6 separate regions of the Homo sapiens genome follow, and regions 1, 2, 4, 5 and 6 are each linked to region 3. The links are chromatin contacts, found by Hi-C or POLR2A ChIA-PET in ENCODE. All regions are on one chromosome and are shown on one strand. The core of a region is the stretch at or near the end of the contact, and the rest is flanking DNA. Distances in the headings are between cores, read along the strand shown.

The links. A loop is a pair of places that touch in the nucleus more often than their neighbours do. ChIA-PET counts read pairs that join two places held with the same protein, here RNA polymerase II (POLR2A). Pooled maps may share reads with other maps.
Region 1: a loop to region 3 is called in a map with no recorded cell type, with 6 times the contacts of the local background. The contact joins the enhancer-like site here to the promoter of SEPTIN4-AS1 in region 3. A Hi-C loop is called at or near these places in 2 of 37 single-sample maps with no recorded cell type and 4 of 50 pooled maps. POLR2A ChIA-PET finds 5 or more read pairs at or near these places in 1 of 52 experiments (activated CD4-positive, alpha-beta T cell).
Region 2: a map of CD8-positive, alpha-beta T cell shows a loop between it and region 3 (18-fold over the local background). The contact joins the promoter of CLTC here to the promoter of SEPTIN4-AS1 in region 3. A Hi-C loop is called at or near these places in 7 of 168 maps with a recorded cell type or tissue (CD4-positive, alpha-beta T cell, CD4-positive, alpha-beta memory T cell, CD8-positive, alpha-beta T cell and 2 more), 4 of 37 single-sample maps with no recorded cell type and 17 of 50 pooled maps. POLR2A ChIA-PET finds 5 or more read pairs at or near these places in 2 of 52 experiments (CD8-positive, alpha-beta memory T cell and Caco-2).
Region 4: a loop to region 3 is called in a map of ovary, with 17 times the contacts of the local background. The contact joins the promoter of PTRH2 here to the promoter of SEPTIN4-AS1 in region 3. A Hi-C loop is called at or near these places in 4 of 168 maps with a recorded cell type or tissue (cardiac septum, naive thymus-derived CD4-positive, alpha-beta T cell, ovary and 1 more), 4 of 37 single-sample maps with no recorded cell type and 15 of 50 pooled maps.
Region 5: a loop to region 3 is called in a map of B cell, with 16 times the contacts of the local background. The contact joins the promoter of MSI2 here to the promoter of SEPTIN4-AS1 in region 3. A Hi-C loop is called at or near these places in 4 of 168 maps with a recorded cell type or tissue (B cell, CD8-positive, alpha-beta T cell and naive thymus-derived CD4-positive, alpha-beta T cell), 2 of 37 single-sample maps with no recorded cell type and 11 of 50 pooled maps.
Region 6: a map of ascending aorta shows a loop between it and region 3 (9-fold over the local background). The contact joins the promoter of USP32 here to the promoter of SEPTIN4-AS1 in region 3. A Hi-C loop is called at or near these places in 4 of 168 maps with a recorded cell type or tissue (CD4-positive, alpha-beta T cell, ascending aorta, naive thymus-derived CD4-positive, alpha-beta T cell and 1 more) and 14 of 50 pooled maps.

What each region holds. Positions count from the first base shown.
Region 1 is chr17:57,355,457-57,359,245 of GRCh38, reverse strand. The region is part of intron 5 of MSI2 (musashi RNA binding protein 2); the gene reads right to left. Among named protein-coding and RNA genes, the nearest start is that of MSI2, 100 kb to the right of the region's middle. Within about 2 kb of position 1,790, at least 23 of the 41 ENCODE cell types and tissues checked have a DNase peak (open chromatin) inside an H3K27ac peak, as active enhancers do.
Region 2 is chr17:59,617,488-59,621,371 of GRCh38, reverse strand. It overlaps CLTC (clathrin heavy chain), which reads right to left and starts at 1,477. Exons shown (of 32, transcript NM_004859.4): 1 at 1,199-1,477. The coding sequence starts at 1,240. RefSeq lists enhancers at 1,390-1,684, 1,414-1,763, 2,214-2,333, 2,344-2,393, 2,231-3,043.
Region 3 is chr17:58,517,888-58,521,508 of GRCh38, reverse strand. It overlaps SEPTIN4-AS1 (SEPTIN4 antisense RNA 1), which reads right to left and starts at 1,672. Exons shown (of 5, transcript NR_110810.1): 1 at 1,532-1,672. It overlaps SEPTIN4 (septin 4), which reads left to right. Exons shown (of 14, transcript NM_001368771.2): 11 at 159-255; 12 at 349-511; 13 at 667-766; 14 at 1,024-1,253. The coding sequence ends at 1,083. It also overlaps a transcript of MTMR4 not described here. RefSeq lists enhancers at 2,921-3,020, 2,368-3,113.
Region 4 is chr17:59,705,651-59,709,590 of GRCh38, reverse strand. It overlaps PTRH2 (peptidyl-tRNA hydrolase 2), which reads left to right and starts at 2,161. Exons shown (of 2, transcript NM_016077.5): 1 at 2,161-2,220. It overlaps VMP1 (vacuole membrane protein 1), which reads right to left and starts at 1,937. Exons shown (of 12, transcript NM_030938.5): 1 at 1,843-1,937. RefSeq lists enhancers at 1,832-1,891, 1,692-2,347.
Region 5 is chr17:57,255,273-57,259,274 of GRCh38, reverse strand. MSI2 (musashi RNA binding protein 2) reads right to left here and starts at 2,752. Exons shown (of 14, transcript NM_138962.4): 1 at 2,471-2,752; 2 at 2,137-2,177; 3 at 1,728-1,809; 4 at 921-1,005. The coding sequence starts at 2,532. LOC101927510 (a long non-coding RNA gene) reads left to right here and starts at 2,279. Exons shown (of 3, transcript XR_007065860.1): 1 at 2,279-2,333. RefSeq lists an enhancer at 500-589 and a silencer at 2,568-3,197.
Region 6 is chr17:60,390,131-60,394,007 of GRCh38, reverse strand. USP32 (ubiquitin specific peptidase 32) reads left to right here and starts at 1,875. Exons shown (of 34, transcript NM_032582.4): 1 at 1,875-2,126. The coding sequence starts at 2,069. RefSeq lists silencers at 1,405-1,724, 1,835-2,054, 2,085-2,144 and an enhancer at 1,319-2,160.

The DNA of each region.
Region 1 (3,789 bases), core at 541-3,040, 1.2 Mb after region 3:
ATGCCACCATGAGACCCAGACAGCTTGATGGGCTGGCTCTCAGCAGAGATGTGCCCCACTCCCCAAACCCAAGCAGTGGGACCTAGGGGATTTGGGGAATCGGAGAGAGTGCATAAGATGCAGGGTCATTCCTCCGGGAGTGGCGGGAGAAAGGAAGGGGCCCCTGCCACTGGGATGGCAGGACCACCTGTTCACCTGCTCTGCTGAACAGTTCCCATTCTCCCACCCAAGTTCTGGCCAGCAATGGCATCAAGAGACTTTTGTGGGTGAACAGAGTTGCCCTCTATAAAACCAATCGCAAAGTATAAGGAACAGCCCTCTATAAAACCAATCTCAAAGTATGAGGAACACTCCTCAAAAGATGATACGTTGCTAGGGCTGGGCCCTAGCAACATATCATCTTCGATTTCACCTACAATCTTCTTGACCATATTTACATTTTAACATGTACAACACTTTAGGTACAGACACTTCTATAAAACTGTTAGAAGTGCAATGAAAATCAGCACTTCTTTTATTTGTCCTAAAATTATTTTCCTCAAACCTTGTACTTATGGTTTTCATGGAATTTGTGTGACCTTCCCTCTTTTAACCTCACTGGGCCATTTCATTTGCACAATGAAAGCTTTGATCTAACAAACCTCCAAGGCCCCCTCCAAACGCTAATGACTAGGATCTCACATCCCATATTCACCTTTCTAATACATCACTTTCATACTCAACCTTCTCCAATCTCACTTTTCCAAAAGATCCTTGTACTAGTGATGACTTTCTAGGATGACCATTAGTCCATAAGATGCCTTTGCATGAATCAGAAAAAGATGCTTCCTTCCTTCAAATGGACGCAGCCTGGCCTCAGAGCCTTGAGTCATTCAAGGTGTTACCTGGCAAGCCCTTAACCTTAAATATCATTGCAATCTTCAGAAGAGCCAGCTTCAGCCCATGAATGCAACCACCCAGGAGAAAAAATGCCTGAAGGAGTCATTCTGGTTTTACAGGTACAAATGCTGTCCATAAACACACACACACACACACACACACCCCCCCACACACACAGAAAAACCCACGAAGATCTTTCTCTTCTTCCCTCTGCCCTCAACTTTTCACTGATGCTTTTCTTTAAGGGCAAATAGTTGCCAAGGTCTATAACTGCAAGCTTTGCAACTCCCCGTGGGAGCCAAGCCTGCCAAGTGTGGTGCCTCAAATAGCAGCCCCCAAAGCTGTGGGGTTCACTGAGTATCATTCAAGACAGAAGCAGGAAAGCATGTGTGTGACCACAAGACCTCAGAAAGGAGATGGGGCTGTACAGAGATCCTGGCTGGATGATCAAGTCACTAAGGTCAAAGGTAAGGGCAAAGACTCAGTCAAGAGAAACAACAGAGCACCTTCAGCTCATCAAAAAAAAAGATTAATGTATTAATCGGAACACTAAGCATTTCTCCCTTGAGTATTTTCTCTTCCTATTTACTGATCAAATCTTTGTGAATGAAAGCACAATCCTCTTACTGGATCAAGAACGACACATACACAAAAGCCCCTCAACTGAAAAATCAAGTCGGGCAGGTCATGATTTCACCTTTATGTGAACAGGATGCAACCACAAAGGCCTGGATAGGGAGCTGGTGGCGCAGCTCCCACCAGCGTCATCGTTAATAAGTAAGCAGCAGCGGCCTATGCAAAGCTCTCCTCGCCCTGGCAAGCACACTGACCAGGTCTGAGCAGGCACGACCCAGCGGTGCCAAGAAAGCACAAGGTCTGGGGCAGAGCAGGAGGGAGGGGAGGTGTCTGTGTGCTGCCGAATGAAGCTCAAGTGGCTGGATCCAGCTCCGAAGGCCAGAAGCTCTAAGCAGCCCCTTCTACACCACACCACCCACTTCCTAATGTTGTTTTTCCCACCGGCGGTGGACTCTGACTCTGGGTGGCCTTGGGGGTCCTGGAGCTTAAGACCATGCAGAAGCTGTCACTCGGGAGACCAGAAGTTCAGAAGTAGGAGCTGCAGCCGCCTGGGTCTGTGGTTCTTGGCTGCCCCGAGAGGCAGTTCCTCTGCTTGGGGAGAAAGCAGGGTCTTTGTGGCAGTGAACAAGGCTGTCCTCAAGGAGAAACGGGGCCAGAGCTGCTTTGTTTTCTCAGGAAGGCCTGAATCATTAAGGAGAGAGCAAGCTCTCGAGCACACAAGATGAGAACAAATCAGCCCCGAGAAGCGGGGAAGGGTCTACTGAATGGGCCCTGGGCAGCTGGCCTGGGAGGTGCAATGTTGGAGCGTCTCAACCGGTCCAAAATAACCACACCAATTTGCACACGAATAAGCAAACACAAAACCCCAAAGCGAGGACATTCAAAACCGAAAGCAGCTGCTAATCACCTGTTTAATTTTTTTTTTCTTAAATTAGCTGCAACGAAGAATTTTCAAACTCTCAAATACAATACACGGCTTAACATTTTCATACACCTGTAAAACCAGTAAGTTAAATCCCATTACAAAAGACTCCAACTTATAAAGGAGCAGTTCAAATACAGTTCTTATCAAATATAAACAATGGAAAATGATTTAGGCATAAAACATCAGTCACTGGAAATTAACATTTGAAAAAAATTTTTTTACATAAAAACCATCTGTGTATTGAGATGGTGCACTCTGCTAAACCACAGGCCTAATTAGGAAACTAGGAACCAAGGCATTACAGAGCAATGCATTAAGTTTTGTGTGTTTTCGTCTTTGGGGGAGGGGGGATCTTGCTGAAATCTTATCAATACTGTGTTGTTCTTTCTTCTCTGTACATCTAAAATGATGTCTATGTCGGATTGCTAAGAGTGCTTTTGGCTGACAGACAAAACACAACTTGTCTTAGTCTGGGGTGGTTCTCCCTGCTGACGTCCCCACCCAAGGATAATCTGCTTAAGAGTCCAACCAGGGCATCAAAGTTATCAAGAAGATAAAAATGAAGAAACATGCCCGCCAAAAAAGAAGTTATGCAAAGAGGGGAGATCTGGTATGTGTGGGTAGTAAGGTCCAGAATTAAACCTTTCTTTCCCCGTCACTCTCTTTCCTAAGCAAAAGATTAAAAAAGACTGGCCAGGCACGGTGGCTCAAGCCTGTAATCCCAGCACTTTGGGAGGCTGAGGCGGGCAGATCACCTGAGGTCAGGAGTTCGGGACCAGCCTGGCCAACGTGGCGAAAACCCAACTCTACTAAAAACAGAAAAAATTAGCTGGGCGTGGGGGTGGGTGCCTGTAATCCCAGTTACTTGGGAGGCTGGGGCAGGGAGAATTGCTTGAACCCGGGAGGCAGAGGTTGCAGGGAGCTGAGATTGTGCCATCGCACTCTAGCCTGGGAAACATAGCCCATGTCCTAGCCTGGGAAACATAGCCTATGTCATCTAAATGCCACTTTACATCTTCCAAAGTATTTGATGGATATCTTAGTTGATGCACCCAGCTCAGAAACTAAGTCTCAGAAAGGTTAAATGGCACATCCAGGGTCACAGAGCAAGTTATTAAAAGGTGAGCCAGAGTCTGGAACCCGCCAGGCCCTGCCTGCCCCCATGGCCTCTCAAAATAGCATTGCCAGAACAAGGGAGGGGGTTTGGCCCAACCCTCAGAGCAAAAGAATCATGTGGTCATGATCAGTGGTAACCACGAAAATCAGCATGTGATTATAATTCAGGAGTCTGTGTTTTGAGGGTAAAGACACCAGTTCCACTTGAGTTTTGGCACGCATCCCTAACAGAAAGGTCTGAGGCAGAAAAGGAAGAGAAAAATAAGGGAGACCAAAGAGGACAGACCAAAGCT
Region 2 (3,884 bases), core at 228-2,727, 1.1 Mb before region 3:
TCATTATGGAATTAGCCCTTCAGACGACTGAGCTGAGGCAGGTTTCTTTAAGGGGATATTTGGGAAGAAAGCAAATTAATAGGAATAAATTATTTAAGCTACAGTAAAAAACAGGATTGGTGACACAGGAAAATCAAAAGCTCTGAAGAGGTTTAATTCAGTGAAGCCTTCCAATGGTCACCTGCCTAGGCCCGCCACTGGCATGTTGCCAGATAACAATATGTTGCCTCCAGGATAAGGAACCATGGGGAAGAACTCTAGAACTTACTAAAGGGAAGCCAGTCACAGACCAAATAGCCCTGCAGGTCTCAGAGCAGCTGTGCTGTCCCCAGGGCTCTGTTCAATTCCATGCGATCCTGAAGAAGATATTCAAAACTACCTGCTACTACTCGAGAAGACTAAAAGATAACCTCTGTATCACTCTTTCCTACCTTCCAGAACCAAAGAGGGGTTAAGAGCCACAACATCCCCAGAGAAATAAAAAAAGGGGGAAGGGGAGGCGAGTTTCCTTAGGGAGTTTGACCGCACACACTCTGAGATTGACATAGCTCTAAGAAATGCGTTCTCCCATTCTACCCTCGTTCCGTTCTTTCAGTGACCTTCTGTCCCTACTGCCTCAGGGAAGGCAAGAGAAAAGCCACCGCCTCACCACCACCCCCAACCCCCACCACCGGAGAAGGTGCCTTTCTCAGTTGAGAGCCGCAGAGGGAGGGAAAAAAAAGGTTGCTCCTCCCCAACCCACCCGCCCCACAACTCCTGGGTGCAGACACGATGAGGGAAAGAGGAGAGCAATGGAAGGTGACAGCCCCGCACTGGCCCAGGGGATAAGAATCCTTGCTCTGGTAGAAACAAGGGAGAATCCCCCTCCCACTCCCCTACCCAAATGAATGAAATGAATAAAATGGGGAGAGAGTTTGTACGCGCAGTTCTGGCCATCCAGGAAGCAAGATCGAGAGGCCTTTGGATCCAGGCCTGGTCCTTGCAGCTCTTTGCACCCCAACTCCTGTCCTTTCCATCCAAGCCCCACATCATTTAATATTTTAAGCTTTCCAAGATAGTGCCCCCTCCTCCACCTACCCCAATCACCGACAACCCCCCCGCCCCTCCAGCTCCGATACTGCTCGGGCCCAGACTCCAGCGTCTTCCATCCTTCCTACCACCTTCTCCACAGCCCTCACCAGCCCGGGCCCGGCCGCACCTGGAGATGCTCCTGAAAACGAATTGGCAGAATCTGGGCCATGGCGCTGTCGGGGGTTATGGTCTCCTCCTGTCACTGGGGCTGCGGGGCAGTGGCTGCCCGGGCTCTCCAAGGGAGAGGAGGAGAAGGGGAGGGGGGAGGCTGGGCTCAGCAGGATCCTCTCCGGGGACGCAGGAAACTGGCAGGCAGACGAAAGAGCTCGGGTCGGGGGCGGAGGCTCCAGGGGCCAGGAGAGCCGCAATGGCGGAACCGGGCGCAGCGCAGACTCCGGAAACGGCTGAGCCCAGCGGAAGGATCCCGGCGACAGAACTCCGCCCAGTCGCCTCACCCCCTCCGCCTTATGTACCCCTCCACGGAGCGCCGCGCGCGGCGGGCGCAGGAATTCGGGGCGCAGTGCGCCCGGTGCCTCGCTTCCTGACGCCACATGGGGGGAAACAGAGGAACCGGAGGGACTACTTTTTTAGACTCATCACTTTCGCCAGTCTTCTCTTTCTCCCCCCACTTTTTTTTTTTCATTTTGCCACATCATGCGACTCGGGGCGACCGACGTCACTTCCGTGGGCGCTTTAGGTCCCACCCACGTACTTCCAGGTGCACGTGATACTGATGGGGAAGGGTCGGCTGATTGCTGCCAGAAATGGAGAGCTCGTTTTAAGGAAATGCGGCGTCTCCTGGGAGTGAAGAGGCTTTTGGGCCACCTTGAGGCATGACGGGTGCCGCTTCGTTTCCCTGCGACCGCTGCCTGTTTCGACTGAGCCCCTCACAGGAGGACGTGGCGGGGGCAGACGGGCGCAGCCTCCCGCCCTCTCCGTGACTCAGGGAAACGGCCTCGCCGCAGAGCGCTCCCTCGGCAGCTGGCTGCAGCACTCCTCCCCCGCCGGGCTTCAGAGTGGGTGGTTTCCTACAGCCTAGGGAGGGGGCCTGAAACGGGGTTTAAAATCTTCCCTGCCCTCACACAAGCCCTTCTGACTGTTGGAGAACCTGACGCGCGGATTCTAACTAGAACTGGCACTCTCTTCGGGTGTTAGATAATTAACTCAAAGGACAGCGAAGGCCTTTTATGATGTCTTTCAAGCTGGCCTTATGACAGCTTTTCTTAACGTTTCTGCGGACATTTTGGCGGACTTGTGTCGGCCTAGCTCAGTGATCAGTTTCGTTAAAGAATTTGAGTATCCGAACATTAAAGGATTGGACCTAAATTCTAGCAGGAGGATTTTTAGCCACATCAAATAATTTACGTCTCAAAGATTTAGATAATTAGGGTAAGGATGCTTAGTAAAACCCGAAGGTTCCATCGCGCCACTGCACTCCAACCTGGGCGACAGAGCGAGACTCCGTCTCAAAAAAAAAACAAACAAAAAAAAACCTGAAGGTTCCTGGAGGAAAGAGATGAACTATTAGCCGTGTATTTCGGTGGGACCACCTCAACATAGGTTCCTGTAGGTTAGCAATGTAGAAATGTAGCGCTTCAAAGCCGGAGCATCCTGTCTTCAAAGAGCATGAAGGTATCAACGGCATTCATTGTCGATTAATAATAACCTTTCTGGTACTTTCTTGCTAAAGTATAAGCCATAATAATATTTCATAATCGCACCAATACAATAAAGGATGAAAGACGTTAGTTCTGTGCCTTTTATCTTTGTAAGAGAGGTGATTCTCCCCCCCCACCCCCCGCCCCGCCGAAAGAGAAAAGCTCAAGTCCACAATAATTATTTTTAGTGTCCTTTTCAGTTAAAGGACATAAAACCCTATTGGGTAGACGATAGTTTTGTATGCTAAGCAGTTTAGGTTACAGTGAGAAGTTTGCCAATCATTTTAGTTGCTTTTAGTGTTTTTCCCTTTACTTAACTGTCTCACATACTGAGCATGAGAGAAGAGTCTGGCAGGTAAGAGGGCAAAGATTGTTCTGCAAAGAAAAGCCTTGCCACCATGTTGTAAGAGTGAATATTTATGCTTGCAAAATTTCTTTTTGTATTGTTAAGCTAAATACACGAAGATCCTCTGTTCCGCAACATTTGAAATAACCTAATGCCAGTCTAGTAATAACTGCTTTAAACCCTTTTTGGAAGTAGACAAATTCTAAATTAAAATTCTAAGGGAGTAATTGTTTTATTACAGTAATTCAATAGCTTGATCAAGTCACCTTTTCAATCTCAGAATCCGGAGATAAAAGAGCCGTATCATGAATGGGCCACCAAAATTTAATTAGTGTCTGGCATTTTCATACAGACCCTGTAACTTTAAGTACATTTAGAATCCCAAAAGCAGTTGATTTTAGCTATTTGGAGTGGAATATCTAACCAAAAAGTGCGCTGAGGTTGTTAGTGACTGCTACGTCATCACACATAGAAATTACACTGTTTTGAGAAATAATTTAGGAAGAGGAAAAATAGATCGTGATATCCTGGGTCATTTTGAAATGATCTTCAAATTAATCCAAAAATTTTCAAGAGAAAAAAAAAGTCAAGATGATAAACATTAAAAAAAAACCCTATGCCTTTTTAAAGATGAATAATTTGAGTAGGGTAATAAGAGTTTTTTTTTTTTTTTAATGGGAGTCTGCTGTTCTTGGTAACAGTATAAAGGCAGTTTCACTGGTTTCACTGGTTTAGTTACCTAAGCAATACCTGAATGGCACTGTTTTCAGACATTACCTCAAGTTAGAAGGGAGAACAGATAACCTAAT
Region 3 (3,621 bases), core at 423-2,922:
TTCTTCCGGGTAGAAAAAGGGAGTAGAATTCTATATTCAGGCTATCAGGGTGGGAAAGGACCCTGGCTTCCTAGAATGAAGCAGAGAAGATGACGATACAGGTGGAAAGAAAGAGGTGAGAACAGAGGGTGCTGACAGGCACCCCTAACCTCTTCCAGGAAAGCATCCCATTTGCAGTAATTGGCAGCAACACTGTAGTAGAGGCCAGAGGGCGGCGAGTTCGGGGTCGACTCTACCCCTGGGGCATCGTGGAAGGTAAAGCACTGAGCCTGTGACCAGGGTATCTCCTTGCCCTCAGTGGCTCTCCCCTACCTATGCCTCTGGCTGACCCCTAGCCTTGCTATGCAGTGGAAAACCCAGGGCACTGCGACTTTGTGAAGCTGAGGACAATGCTGGTACGTACCCACATGCAGGACCTGAAGGATGTGACACGGGAGACACATTATGAGAACTACCGGGCACAGTGCATCCAGAGCATGACCCGCCTGGTGGTGAAGGAACGGAATCGCAAGTATGACCAGAAGCCAGGACAAAGCTGGCAGGGGGAGATCCCAAGCCTAGCCTTGGGTGAGACCAAGCCCTACTTTTGTTCTTCTATAGGCCCTGGGCTCAATCTAAGCGGGTGCTGGGGTCCTCCTCGCCTTATCAACCCTTTTCTCCCTTTAGCAAACTGACTCGGGAAAGTGGTACCGACTTCCCCATCCCTGCTGTCCCACCAGGGACAGATCCAGAAACTGAGAAGCTTATCCGAGAGAAAGATGAGGAGGTGAGAGCAGTATGGGGTATAGGGGAGGTCTCCTGTTTGATCACCAACGTTGGTATCTCTTTGTTTGGTAATAGAAAGATCCCTGGCTCTGGTGCATATTTGGGTCCTGGATAGGTCAATAGGTGGTTCTGTCCAGAGTCTCCATCACACCTCACGGCTACCAAGGTTCTGGCTTAAGGGATTAGAAATTTGGGGCACTTTCCCAATACTAAAGGACTCTCCAAAAGTCCCCATTTTGATGCCTGTGCCTATTCCAGCTGCGGCGGATGCAGGAGATGCTACACAAAATACAAAAACAGATGAAGGAGAACTATTAACTGGCTTTCAGCCCTGGATATTTAAATCTCCTCCTCTTCTTCCTGTCCATGCCGGCCCCTCCCAGCACCAGCTCTGCTCAGGCCCCTTCAGCTACTGCCACTTCGCCTTACATCCCTGCTGACTGCCCAGAGACTCAGAGGAAATAAAGTTTAATAAATCTGTAGGTGGCTTCTGGTGTCCCTGTGTGTATTTTTATGACCTGGAGATCAAGATCCTGGGACCCAGTTTTGAAAGGCTAATGGTAGAAGATGTTGGTTTCTGGCTTTTAGTAGGGAAGGGAGAGTGGGGAAAACTTTCCACTTCCTTTCCCCTTCTAAGTCCCTGCTTAGAATCCAGCCTGGCTTCTCCATCTTGACGATCATATCTATCATGCCTCTGTTATCTGGGGTCTGGGTCTCTCTCCATCTTTCACACATACAGTACCTTTGGTAATAAAAAGATTCCTACCTGTGGTGCATATTTGGGTCCTGGATAGGTCAACAGGTGGTTCTGTCCAGAGTCTCCCATCACACCTCAGGGCTACCAAGGTCCTGGCTTAAGGGATTAGAAATTTGGGGCACTTCTCCTGGCTAAGGAGAAAGTGAAACCCTGTCTCTACTAAAAATACAAAATAGCCGGGCGTGGTGGCGGGCGCCTGTAGTCCCAGCTACTCGGGAGGCTGAGGCAGGAGAATGGCTGAACCCGGGAGGCGGAGCTTGAAGTGAGCTGAGATGGCGCCACTGCACTCCAGCCTGGGTGACAGGGCGAGACTCCGTCTCAAAAAAAAAAAAGAAAAATAAAAAGAAAAAGAAATTTGGGGCACTTCCCCAATATTAAAGGACTGTCCAAAAGTCCCCCCTGCCCTTTTTTTTTTTGAGGCGGAGTCTCGCTCTGTCGCCCAGGCTGGAGTGCAACGGCGCTATCTCGGCTCACTGCAAGCTCCGTAGCTGGGACTACAAGACTCCGTAGCTGGGACTACAGGCGCCCGCCACCACGCCCGACTAATTTTTTGTATTTTTAGTAGAGACGGGGTTTCACCGTGTTAGCCAGGATGACCTCGATCTCCTGACCTTGAGATCCGCCCGCCTCGGCCCCCCAAGGTGCTGGGATTACAGGCATGAGCCACCGCGCCCGGCCCAAAAGGCCCCATTTTGATGCCTGTGCGTATTCCAGCTGCGGCGGACGCAGTTTTGTATTTGATACCTGCCCTTGGGAAAACACAAGGTATTAACTGCGTGCAACCTCCTGACTTTCTGTTTCCCCTGATCTGGGAAAAGGGATAGGCAGGTTAAGCTCTACACTGTAGAAAGCCTGTGATAGAGCTTTGAACAAATGCTGCAGCCATTGTAATCACCAAACACTATAGTAAGTGCTGGGAATGAATAAAAACACAATCACCGTCCTACAGGAGTTCAGTATTTAATTAAAAAATTTACAGCATCTGCTAGATTGCAGGCTGTTCTAGACCCTGGAGTTCAAGTAGTGCAAAGTTCCTGTCTTCCTGGAACTTACCAACAGTACTGGAGTTTCAACGTTCTATAAACAAAGATGGGTGAGGACATTAGCCCCGGGCTAATTAAAGCGCTCAGGCCCGCTCCAGACCTGAGAATATCAGCTGAATCTGAATCAACTGTTCTCCATTTCTGTCGGTTGGTGGTATCGCGGGGCCACGGCGACCTCCAGCGGCCACCCTCCGTCTTGTGGTCTGTTCTGGGTCCCCGGGAAGGAAAGGGAGGGGCGATAAGCCGGGTCCTTGGGAGCGTCCTGGTCTCCCTTCGCTTTACAGACTAGGAGGCCGCAGCTAGCTGGCAGTCTCAGATCCAGGTTTCCCATCTCTGGGATGAGAGGAGAGTTCTTCACTCAGGACTGCCAGCGCAATGCAGGTCGTGAAGAACTGCAGGGTCGTTTATCGATACAAAGTGAGTGTTGGAGGAACCCATCAAGACACAGGAAGGGGGAAATCCTAGCGCCGCCAGTCGGAGATGACCAAGACTGAACCTCAGGCCCAGCCCTCCCTTCTCTCTTAGCCTGCAGGTTTTTCTCCTATTCTGGCGTTGGGACCGGATGACAGCTGCGAAACCAAAACGGGAATGGATAAACTGAGGTGCCACTGGGGACCTGTTTCAGAAGTACCTCCTGGGCGGGGCCATCACCGGAAGTGGCTTTAGGCATGTAACCTACAATGCCCGCCTCTAATTGCGCTACCAGTAGGCGACGAGCCGCCTCCACTTCCGGTCCCCAGAGCAGTGGCCAGCAGCCCCCTCTTTACTGCTCTCCTATTGGCTGCCGCAAGGACGCGCTGTGATTTCCCATTGGTCGCGTCTCCCCTCCGGCGCCGCGCCTCCTTCCTCCAGGTATAGTCTCGTCTTTAGGCATCCGATTGGCTAAAGGCTGGGAGGGCGTTTGCCCGACTCGACCAATGAGTGGGGTCGAGAGTGAGGGCGGTGGCTGCGTGATGGGGGCAGGGCGGGACTTGGCGTGGCCATTGGCCAGGGCGGGTACAGGCTAGAGATATGATTGGTTCAGGAGAGGGGCACTGTGGTGGGGTCGGGACTGCG
Region 4 (3,940 bases), core at 912-3,411, 1.2 Mb before region 3:
CACTGACATATCTCCAGTTCTAAGAGTAAAGTGATACCATATTTTCATATTTAATAATTTCATGTTTACTAGCTCATTTAATCTTTGTGACAGTTGTATGAAAGAAAGTGAGCAGAATTTTTATCAACACAATCTAGACCAGCTCAGAATGTTAGGTAACCTATCAGCCATTACTTAACAAGTGTTGGAGCCCAGACTTCAATCCAGGTCTTCTGATTTAAAGTTTAATAGTTACCAAAATCCTAAAAAGTGGTGATTCAAGCCAAAAGCGAGAAGTTGGAAAAGTGAGAAAAACTGGATAATCAGTCCTTCAATTGAACATAAAGAAGATAAGATCAGATTTGGCAGTTATATAATCAAGAAGCAAATTTACCGAATGTTAAACTAATGATACATCTATCATAATTCCATATCTCAAATTTTGTCACCTTGTTTCAAAGCCAAGCGTGAACAAATTTTCAAACTCAAAATAAGAAAAATATGTAAACTGACAAACTGATTTAACTAGCTATAGGTAAACTGGTAAAAGGCATCATGGTTCTATGTATATTTTCTTCTGGAATGTGACTCATAGAAATTAAACTGTATTAATCAATTGTAATCAAGTAGGATATATCCCTCAAAGGAAAAAAGTAACCTTCAGTGCCTTAAGATAATGTAGGCAAAGTAGTAAAATATAAAATTTCTACTCGAGAGAGTCACTTCATACCTACACAAATCAGTCACATTTGTCTAGGTACCACCATCCCTCTTCCACAGTAAAAACATAAGCTACAATGCATACAATGATGCCTAGTAAGTAAGTTTCTTCCTTTCATCATCTATGCTAAGAATACACAACTAAAATCAGAGCTAATGACAATACAATTACTAGGTAGTAGCAACTGGAATATTAAATTCTATCATGACAACACCAGAAACACTTGTACAAGCTTCTTCAAATGATCAATGTAATCTGTCCACAAAAATCTCTGACAAGCCCCAAAGTAGAAATGAAAGACGTTAACATTAGGATAAGGAGCGATGCTGCCAAAACACATCAACAGTGGCCAGTCTACGTGTATTATTAGATTTTTACATGGAGTTGCAGGTAAATAAAAGATGATTGTGTAAAATCTTCTGGAGGTCATAAGTAATCTAGCAGTGTGACACAGGGCCACATATGGTTTCTGGAATTTTAGAGATTAAGTCGACCTTCACGTTTTACTGCAAATACCTCCACTGTAATAAGATATAGAGGTCGGGGTTCAGGGGTTTGGAAAGGCAGACAACTCTTTTTCATTAAAGCAGTGAAAAATCTGAGAAGTTCCTCTCCAAGGGCTCTGCGGAGCGAAGGCCCATTCCCTTGGCTACCCTGTACCACCAGAGCTTTAGATGGCACTTGCACGCCTGGATTTCGTTTAGGAGCGAATACATCTAGCATCATGCGCCAGAGGTTCGGGAGAGCAAAAACCAAACTGACAGATCCTGAGAAATAGCTCAGTCATCAGCAGGGAAGACCTTCTCCACTTACTCCAAGGTCCTGGACATCCCGGGACTAAGAGGTTCTCTAAAGAAGCCTAGCAAGGCTTCCAAGTACGCGGAGAGGAGAACGAACAGCCCGGTGTCTGGGTTCAATGTCCGGGTGACCAACCATGAGAAGGTGTCCCAAATAACCTGGCTACCGCCAGCGTGAGACATCCAGGGTGAGACATCCAGTCAGCAGCGTCCTAAAACACTGCTGGAAGTCGGAATCACAGTGCCCCAGATCCGCAATGCCTAAGTGGGAGAGCTCCGGAAGACGCCAAGCTCTGAGGACAGCCTCAGGCTTCGGTCCCCAATTCCCTGAGTTAGTTTACCTACCCGCTCCGACCCCGGCTGCTCCGGATCTCAGGATCCTGGAAGCTGCTCCTTACGGACTCTCACACCCGCCGCTGGGCTCCAGACAACCGGAACCCGCTCACGTCACTTCCGGTCCGGTCCCTCTGCCCCCTGAGACAGCCTCCAGAAGGGATACGTTCCTCCCTCCTTTCGGCGAGCTCGGTTGATCCTCGCGGGATTTCAGTTAGGCTCTTAGTGCGGGCCCTGTGGGTGTGGCAAGAGGAAGAATGACTGCTCGCTTTGTGATTCTTGATCCGGAACTTGTCACCCAGGAACCCCGGAAGAGGTAGCTCACGCGATAGAAACGTGTTCGCTGCCCAGAAGAAGGGAAGGCGCGAGTGAGGAAAGGAGGTACTGTAGGTAGGTTGGTTGGCTCCTTACAGGGCGAAGGAGACCAATATCATTATTCATTTTCTCGCCAGTAGGAACGTTTCTTTTCACCTCGTTGCATTACCCACCTTCTTCATTTTCTCCTTTATAAACTGTCTTCCGCCCAGGGGCCGCTGAGCCCTCTGTTCCTGTTCTGCGAACCGTCCTTTGGAGGAAAGGAACAGGCTGCTGGGGAGGGGAAGACTCAGAATTTCTAGTTCCCAGCAAAGCCTCCAGGCAGGCAGTATCGATGCGCTCTCTCCGAAATTGATAAAATAGCGAGCAGGCCTCATACCCTCAGCTGGGCACTTATGAATATCCCCAGCGTTTCGAGCTGTCGAGCTCTGCGTGGAAAGAATTGGTTTCTAAGAATATAGTCGAAAATTTGGGGCCGGGCGCGGTGGCTGACGCCTGTAATCCCAGCACTTTGGGAGGCTGATGTGGGCGGATCACCTGAGGTCAGAAGTTCGAGACCATCCTGGCCAACATGGCGAAAACCCATCTATACTAAAAATACAAAAATTAGCCGGCGTGGTGGCGCGTGCCTGTAATCCCAGCTACTCGGGAGGCTGAGGCAGGAGAATGACTTGAACTCGGGAGGCGGAGGTTGCAGTGAGCCGATATCGCTCCATTGCTCTCCAGCCTGGGCGACAGAGTGAGACTTCGTCTCAGAAAAAAAAAAAAAAGAAAGAAAAAATTTCCCCCCTTTTTCACACAAAGAGATTAACTAGAGAGGTATTAATCCTTACTGACATACCCCAGGCACCATACTAGACTCTGGGAATATGTTATACAGGGAAAGTGGGGCAGTGGCTTAAGGGTCAGAGAAGATTTGGGAAAGGTTTGTTTGTTTTTTTCGGTTGTAAACTGCAGACCCGGCGCGGTGGCTCAGCCTGTAATCCAACACTTTGGGAGGCTGAGACAGGAGGATTGCTTGAGCCCAGGAGTTTGAGAACAGCCTGGGCCACATAGGGGGCCACATAGTGAGACCCTGTCTCTTAAAAAAAGATTAACGGGTGGAGCATGGTGCAGAAGGAGGTAATGGGATCAAGAGCACTACTGAAATGGGTTTACTGAGGCAGGGGAATTAGAAGGCACCAAGAAGAAGATTTTATAGGATGTACTTATTTTGTTCTGCTGTCATTGCCCAGAATTATTTATGAGACAAAGAATGGTTATTTGTTTTACCTTAGTCTTAGGCACTAGGCTTATTGATACGCTTGTCGTAAGTGTACAGAAAAAGAGACAGACATGTTGTTTTAGAGGAGTTAGATGATAATCTGATCAGATTAATATGAGATTAGAACATCCTAAAGAACAAAAATATGTGTTAATTTTAGCATTTTTATGATTAGACACTCCATTGAGATATGGGACATAATAAATAAACTTGGTAACTTTTGGAACTTTCACTGTCCTGTTTTTGATCTTATTGGGTTTTTTTTTTTTTTTGGAGACAGGGTTTTGCATTGTTGTCCAGCCTGGGGTGCAGTGGCACGATCATGGCTCACTGCAATTTCCACCTCCCAGCCTGAGGTGTCCTCCTACCTTATCCCCTGAGTAGCTGGGAGTATGGGCATGTGGCACCACATCTGGCTAATTATTTAAATTTTTTGTAAAGATGAGGTCTCACTGGGTTGCCCAGATTGGTTTTGAACTGGACTCGAGATGCTGCTGCCTCGACCTCAAGCAACTCCTTGAGGCCAGGAGT
Region 5 (4,002 bases), core at 1,503-4,002, 1.3 Mb after region 3:
CCATGCAACCCAGCACTACAGCCCAATGTCATCTTAAGGCCTCTGTTTGGGGCAGATATATATTAATAAAAACCGTGGGGAAACTCTGGTAGACATAAAGGGAAGGGAGGAGAGGCAGGAAGCCCACACAGGGGCTAAATAAAACACTGCACACTCCCCCTCCCATTAAATGTATTGTTATATACAGACACTCTTTCTTCCCTTCCCCTTCTGACCTCTGCCTGGAGACTCTTCCCCCTTCTACTCTGGATTTTTAAAACTTGTGATGTATAAAAGTACCCATACTCAAATGAAAGGATCTGAGAAAGAAAAGGAAGGAAAAAAAAATCACTTTGAAACCCCCAGGCCTTATCAGCCTTAGATTTCATGCCATCTGGAGTCACCCCAGTGGATGCCCAGCTCAGCTCCGCCAGCGTCCCCTTCCCTTCCCAAAGCACATTCCAAATCCCAAGTGCCCCAAGAGAAACCTGTTGCCTGGACCTGTAATTAGCGCCCTCTCCCCTCCTTCCCACTGCTGTCCCCCTTGGCCACAAAGCAGGCTGTGCCTTCTCAAAGCTGATCCCCACAGCCACAGTTGGTAACGCGTGCTGTGCTTGGCTGACAAAGAAAAGTTGCATTTGCTCTCTGGTGGAGTTTCTCTGCACAGTCCCCAGGCCGGGAAGGCAGACTCTCCAGGAGCCGAACCCTCTCCTCCCCAAGCCTAACCTTGGCAGCCTCTGAAGCTGCAATGGGACAGGCTCTAAAAAGAAAACCCCAAAGCCAGCCACAGCAGCAAACTTTTGAGCCAACTCGCTAGCTCAGTTTAAAACTACCCAGTTCTAGCACAGAAGCAAAAGAAGGCACTGTCCCTTTAAATGGGGCTGTCAATGCCCAGATCGTTCCTGAAAAGGGGCGAACAACAACAACAAAAAGCAACCTACCGTCTTGGAATCTAACTCATGGTGGGGCTGACCTAATACTTTATCTACACTTGCTGGGTCTGCGAACGTGACGAAACCGAAGCCTCTGAAAGGAGACAAAGAGGGAGAAAAACAAACAAGAAAATGTGACACCATTGAAAGCAACCAGGAGTGAGACCTAAGGCTGAATGAGGAGCAAAAGTTGCCCCCCACGCACCCCCACCTCCCACTCCCCTCCTCCAATTCCCCTCCTGCCTACAGCCCTCCACCTCGCAAGAAAAAACATCAAGGTTAACGGGGGAAGTGGAACGGGGGCAGGGAGGGTGGAGGTAACTTGGAAAATGCTGGTGCCTCCACTCTTTGGCCACCTCAGTTTCCTCTCCTCCTCCCCTTCCCTTTCTTAACGCTTTGTTTTATTCCGAAGAAAGCCCGGCACTTAGAAGAGATTTACCACCATCTTTCTAAGAGGGATCTTAAGAGTTTGGGGAGCTGGGAGTGTGGGGGAAACACACATTAAGATCAAAAGAAAAAAAAAAACTATGCGAAAGTAAATGAAGCTGAATGTCATTTTAAACAGAGAAAAAGAAGCGACGGGAAAATGACTTAAAAGCAGAGAGATGGGTATCTCTGTATCCAGAGTTCAGCTCCAATTAACAATAACCTCTGGGGTTACTAGGGGGCGGTGGGGGTGGTATAGAGCGCCGTTCGAGATCAGCCACGCGCCTGAGCCCCATTCTAATCCGCTTAGCTACTTCCGAAGACACCTCCAAAAATAAAACTTAAACTTTGTTCTAAAATAAAGACAAAATCCAGAAGGGAATGGTTTACCTGGAGCGTTTCGTAGTGGGATCTCTCATGACCATACATTCTCTAATTTCTCCAAATTTGCTAAAATAGTCTCTAAGGCTATCTGTAGAGAGAGAAAGAGAGAGATGGGGGGGGGAGAGAAGGTGTGGAAAAAAAAAGCAATGCAAATTTTGATCAAGGACAAAATCCAAAAGTAGTTTTCTGTTGTTATTCTGTTTTGTTTTTGCATTTTTTGCACACGCGGGGGAAATTCGGCAACAGAGGTCGCATAGAGGGCTCAGAAAGGATTTGCTATTTAAAAAAAATAACCTTGCACAGGAGAAGTGGGGAGCCAATGGCGGGGGGGGGGGGGCTCCTACACCGGGATAACAAAGAGCAATAAAGAAGCCAAGAAGGGGGGGACCCAGGCGTCCCCCCCTCCCTCCCTTACCTGGTGAGGTCTGCCAGCTCAGTCCACCGATAAACATTTTACTAGAGGGAGAAAACATAACAGAAGTGAGCACCGATGTCAGATCGGCCATTTTGACGTGTAACTTACAAAAGCTAAAAGGAAAGCGGGGGGGAGCGAGCGAGCGAGAGCCGGGAGGTGGGGTGGGGGAGAAGGTGACGGCGAAATGCAATCCAAAGGTGTGTAACTTCCACGGGGGGGGCGCGCGGGAGAGGCGGGGGGGCGCGGGAGATGCCCGGCTCCGCGCACCGCCGTCCCCGCCGCTGCAAGGAGAGCGAGCCCAAGGCGGCGCGGTGGGCAGCGGCTGGAAACTTACCCGGGGTCGTGCTGGGAGTCGTTGGCGCTGCCCGAGGTGCCTTGGCTCCCATTTGCCTCCATATCTGAGCCCCCCCGCCCCCCCACCCCCAAAAAACCAAGCCCCACAGCGATCGGAGCGGAGCGGCGGCCGGCTCCGAGCCCCGAGATCTCCGCTCCCTCCTCCCCCTCCTCCTCCCCCCCGCCCGGGCTCCTCCGAATCTCTCTGCGAGCGGCGGAGCCGGGGCAGCGGCGAGAGCCGTCACACGTGGGCTCGGCTTAGCTCAGCCCCGCTGCCTCGCACACCCCCCCGTCCCCGCCCCCCCGGCCCATCCCCACCTCTCCCCCTCCTCCTCCCCACCCCCATCTCCTCCTCCTCCTCCCCCTCCTCCCCGGCGCACGTGGGGCGGAGTTCTAGAACGTCGTGTAACCAATGCCGGTGACGTCACGCACCCCCGTGCGGCCCCCGCCTGCCCGCGCGCGCACACTCGGCCCCCCACGGCCGGACCCACAAGGGTGGCGCGCGAACCCCGCGGGCGGAGGGGACCCCGCCTCCGGGCCGGCAGGGCGCAGGGCGAGGGGGAGCGCACCCCGACTTCCCTGGATCACATGGGCTGCGGGGGGCGGGTGGATCGGGGGAGGGGAGGCGCGGGGAGCTTGCTGCGGCTCCTCACCCGGACCTGGGAGAAGACGCCCCCCACCCTCTCTAGTTCGCCCTCTCCATTCAAGTTTGCCGGCCCCTGCCGCCGAGATCCGGGAATGGCACCAGCCGCCCGCCCTCCGCTGTGCCCTGTTTCCAGCCACCGCTCAGAAATTTAGGTCAAGGACGTCGGGAGCAAACCCACACCCTGGCGCTCCTTTGGCGGCCCCCGAGACGCCCCAGGATCGGGGGGCTTCAGGATGGCGGAGACCCTCCTGCACAAACACCAGCCACAAGTTTTATTTTCCTTTTGCGCTGGAAGTTCTCTCTGGCTCTGGCTCCACACCGGCACGTCTTGCGCGGTTCCCCGCCCTTCCCCAGTAGAGGTACCAATCCGTGCCCGGGAAAGGTTATTTTGGAACTTTGAGAAACTGACGCGATTCCAGTGGCGAGAAAGTGCCGAAGAAAGGGTTTCCGCGTTAATCATACAGTGTTTTAAAAATGTAATAAGATAGGTTATAGGAGTCAAGGTCACATGATTGAGGTTCAAAGCAAATGTTTGTATATAACGAGAAGTACTTTTGGGGTGTCTCTGGGATGGATGGGAAGGGTGGTTATTTCAGGAAACCCCTGTGTAATCCGTTCGTTATATATTTTATTTCTCACCCAGCCTTTGTATGCCAGGATAGTAAAGTGCATGATACTGAAATAGCCCAAGACCCCTCACGACCTGCAGAGGTAGCTAGGGTGGCAGAAGGCTTCAGAATCACTCCCACCTTAGCAGCAGTAGTATTGTGCAGCACGGGTTCTGGCATACAGTAGGTGCTTAATAAATGCGGTTTCATACCTTCATGCACTGAAAACTCCAAAAAGACAATGTCTGTAGCCTTCCAAAGGCATCGCATGAAAGTTTC
Region 6 (3,877 bases), core at 626-3,125, 1.9 Mb before region 3:
GTGAGTAGAAAAACACGAAATATTGGTGGGGCGCGGTGGCTCACGCCTGTAATCCCAGCACTCTGGGAGGCTGAGGCGGGCGGATCATCTGAGGTTGCGAGTTCGAGAACAGCCTGACCAACATGGAGAAACCCTGTCTCTACTGAAAATACAAAATTAGCCAGGCATGGTGGCGCATGCCTGTAATCCCAACTACTCGGGAGGCTGAGGCAGGAGAGTCGCTTGAACCAGAGAGGCAGAGGTTGCGGTGAGTCGAGATCGCGCCATTGCACTCCAGCCTGGGCAACAGGGGTGAAACTCCGTCTCAAAAAAAAAAAAAAGAAAAACACAGAATATTACCTTCTTTCTCTAGCAGGGTATATTAGAATCTGTTGGTTTTAGGAACTAATAACCTTTCCCTGGCCCTAAATTACCTAACCGGCACCTTGGGTCCAATCTAATCCAAATGGTTACTTTTTCAATATTGCTTCCTTTTCCAGAAGCTTTATTCCGTGACTTTTAGGTTGAAGACGCAAACTAAATAAGAGTTGAAAATCAAGGAACTAAATAATAATTCCACTGTACATATACACCCCATTTGGTTTCTCCATTTATGGTTTCCTATAGGTTGTGTTCACCTTTTGGCTCTCGTGAATAATGCTGCTATAAACACGGGGGCACAAATACCTGTTCACATCCCTGCTTTTCATTCTTTGGGAAATGGAGAGGTGGAGTGGGAGAGTCAGTCACATGCTGCCACACCATGAACCTGGAAGGCACGATGCCAAGTGAAATAAGCCAGTCACAAAAGAGAAAGTCTGCAGAGTTCCACTCAGAGGAAATACTTAAGAGTAGTGAAATTGATAGTAGGACAGCGGTTGCCACGGACCAGTGGGAGGGGGATTGGGGAGTTACCGTTTAATAGGCACAGAGTTTCCCTTTTGCAAGATGAAAAACGGTGGGAAATGGGACGTGGCAATGGATGCAAAACAATATCAATGTTCTTAACGCCACTGAACTCACTTAGAAATTGTGAAAATGGTACATTTTGTTACGTATATTTTACCACAGATTAAAACGACTCCACGCTAAGCCTTGTAGCCCTCATGTTTCTCGGGGAGAAACTCTGGGAGAGAGGATAAGCCTTTTGCACAGCGCTTTCCAGAGAATGTGTACAAGAGGCATGGTCAGGAGGAGAAGGTGGGCCGGGCAGGCGAGATGACCCGAAAAGGCAGATCCACTTCGTTAACAAGGTCCACTTTCCTCAGGGATCTCCCGCTAGGTGTGAGCATTCTTTTGTCACAGGAAAGCCTTGAGATTCTCCTTTCCTTTCACAACGCCCTCCCAGTCAAAGACGTCCCTAAGGTTGGGAGCTCCCTGCCTACCCACTCCTTTCTCTTCTGAGCCATATGCCGCATCCCTCAGAACCCCATTCCCTAAGATTCTGCGGTCTTCCATGTTAGGTCCCGGCAACTGCCACACTAACCGTCAGCTGCTCGGACCCCACCCGCCGAACGCCAGAACATGTGGGCGCGGGGGCGGGGGGGGTCGTCCTCAAGCGCCCCGGAAGTCACCACCCCCCGTCGCCAGCGGAGGCGCCCGGGCGGGGCGCGCGGCTGCGATTGGCGGGAAGATGGGACGATGCGTTACGTGCGGAGATGCGTCCCCCTCCCCGGCGCTCCTGCGCGCGGTTAGCTTGGGGAGGGGCGGAGCGTGCGGCCCTGGGCGGCCGTTACCGGGAACAGTGTCTGGCCTCGGGTCCCGTGACCCTCGGCGGAGCTGGCGGGAGGGGGCGGAAGTGGCAAGAGGGCGTGAGGAGGGAAGGAGAGGGAGGAGAGAGAGGAGAGAGAAGGGCGGAGTAGGAGGCAGGGGAAGGGGGCGGGGCGGAAGAGTCACGTGATCCGGCATGGAGGCGGTGGCGGCGACCGGGAGGAGCCGCCGGGGCAGAAGCCGCACTTGTTAGTGTGGGGGGAGGTGGGGGCGGGGGACGCCGACACCGTCACCGTCACCCAGGGACGCCGAGGAGAAGGCGGGAGGGGGGTGGGGGCGAGATCAGGCTCCGACCCCCCGCCGAGGGGATGAGGGGAGCATGGGTGCCAAGGAGTCACGGATCGGATTCCTCAGCTACGAGGAGGCGCTGAGGAGAGGTGAGGGGGGAGGGGTCTGGGCGAGCTGCCTGGGAGGCCCGCGACGGGCAGCCTGGAGGGTGGGTAACCGGGAGGGAGAGGGGAGATTGAGGGCGTGGGGCGCCTGAGGCGGAAGGGAAAGGCGGCCGGCCTTGGGGAGTGTGGTGGAGGAGAGAGGTCGGGTGGGAAGCAGCGTTTGGGAATTAGGGCCGTTTGGAAAGGGGCTTGTCCTGAGAGAGGGGGATCGGCGCTGGCAGGGCAGTGCCCGTGCTCGCTGGTGGCGTTGTGATCCTGGATGTGTCCAGGGAAGTCCTCTCCCCGTTTTCTTGGGCGGCTCCAGCCCATCCAGCCCCCCTCATCCTTCATTGCCATTTTCTCCTATCATTCCTTCATAAAAACCTCAAATAACATCCTAACCTCGTTCCTAACAGCCTTAGCTGGAAGGGGACGAGGAGGCGGCTGCAAAGCGCTCCTCTCTGCTACTGGAAGCCCCTTCGTATCTGGGGAGTCCCTGCCTTTTCCCAGAGCCTATGCCTGTCTCTTGAGGGCTGTGGCCATCCGCTTCTGCCACCCTTCACCGTTTGAGCGGCTGACTTTGATAAGAACGATCTGAAATGAAGTTGTGTTTGAGGTGAGATGAGACTGGACAGCTGGCGTTGGCACCAGACCTTGTCTTAGGTTTCATCTCCTCCGACGTTGACCAAAGCCTTTGACTGCACTTGATGCCCAGTTCTCGCTCCATCCCTCTCCATGAAATGGCATTGGGAAGTCCAGCATTCAGATATTGTGTTAAATCTCCCTTTAGAGACTGGCCTGGCTGCCAGTCCCGGCCTGCTGCTTATTGGCTCTGAGGCACAGTATATTGTTGGCAGCCCCAACCCCCTACCACTCACTCTGATACCGCTGTCCATGATCACTAAAGCACACACTAACTGGAAGTGTCTTGTTGCACAGTTTATGGCCGGAATGTCTTAATTTTTCATGACTGGGATTTCAGTGTGTGTAGATCTGTGTATGCTTGTATTTCTTTTAGACATTTAATGGATATTCTTGGTAAGAAGTGAAAAAACATTAAGAAGATTAGGAGCTAGGCATTATTGTTAACAGGTTTCCAAGTCAAGAAATCAGCCATGCTCCAGGTGGTTTTAGTAGCTAAGGATATAAAATGGTAATTAGATTAAAAGACGGGTATTCAAAATGAGGCTTGAGAAGTGAACTCTTGTTCGTATATAGGAAGAAGAGGGGTAAGTGGGTAAGTTCAGTTGACCATCACCTGACAGTAAGATACAGAATTGAGATGTATTGGTGGTGGTGGATTTACCAGAATAACACAGATATGCCTTTTATGTCTTTCTTTCTTTTTCCCTTGTGGAACAGTATAATAATTGTTTTTATGGACAATCTCATTTGAACTTTTTTTGTCTGCCCCAATATGAGAAATATTCCAAATTCTTGATGTGTTTCCAGCCCTAGTAGGCTAGTCATTTCCGGGATGCTGTTGAGCCTGACAGGTCTGGCCTCAATTAGGCAATGGCTTACATGGCATGAAAGAGGACATTAGTCAAACTGATTTACAGCTTCAAGGTTCAGAAGTGTTTCTTAAGTTTGAGGGTGTGAATACTAGTGATGTACCTGGCATTGAGAAATTCCAAAATTAAACTTGTATTCAGCTCTAGCCTGCTTAATCTCCTATCAAACTAAGATGGTACGTTTGTAAATACAAATGAAGTTAATTGCATTTTAAACTGATCTGACTGGAAGGTTTTTGTTTA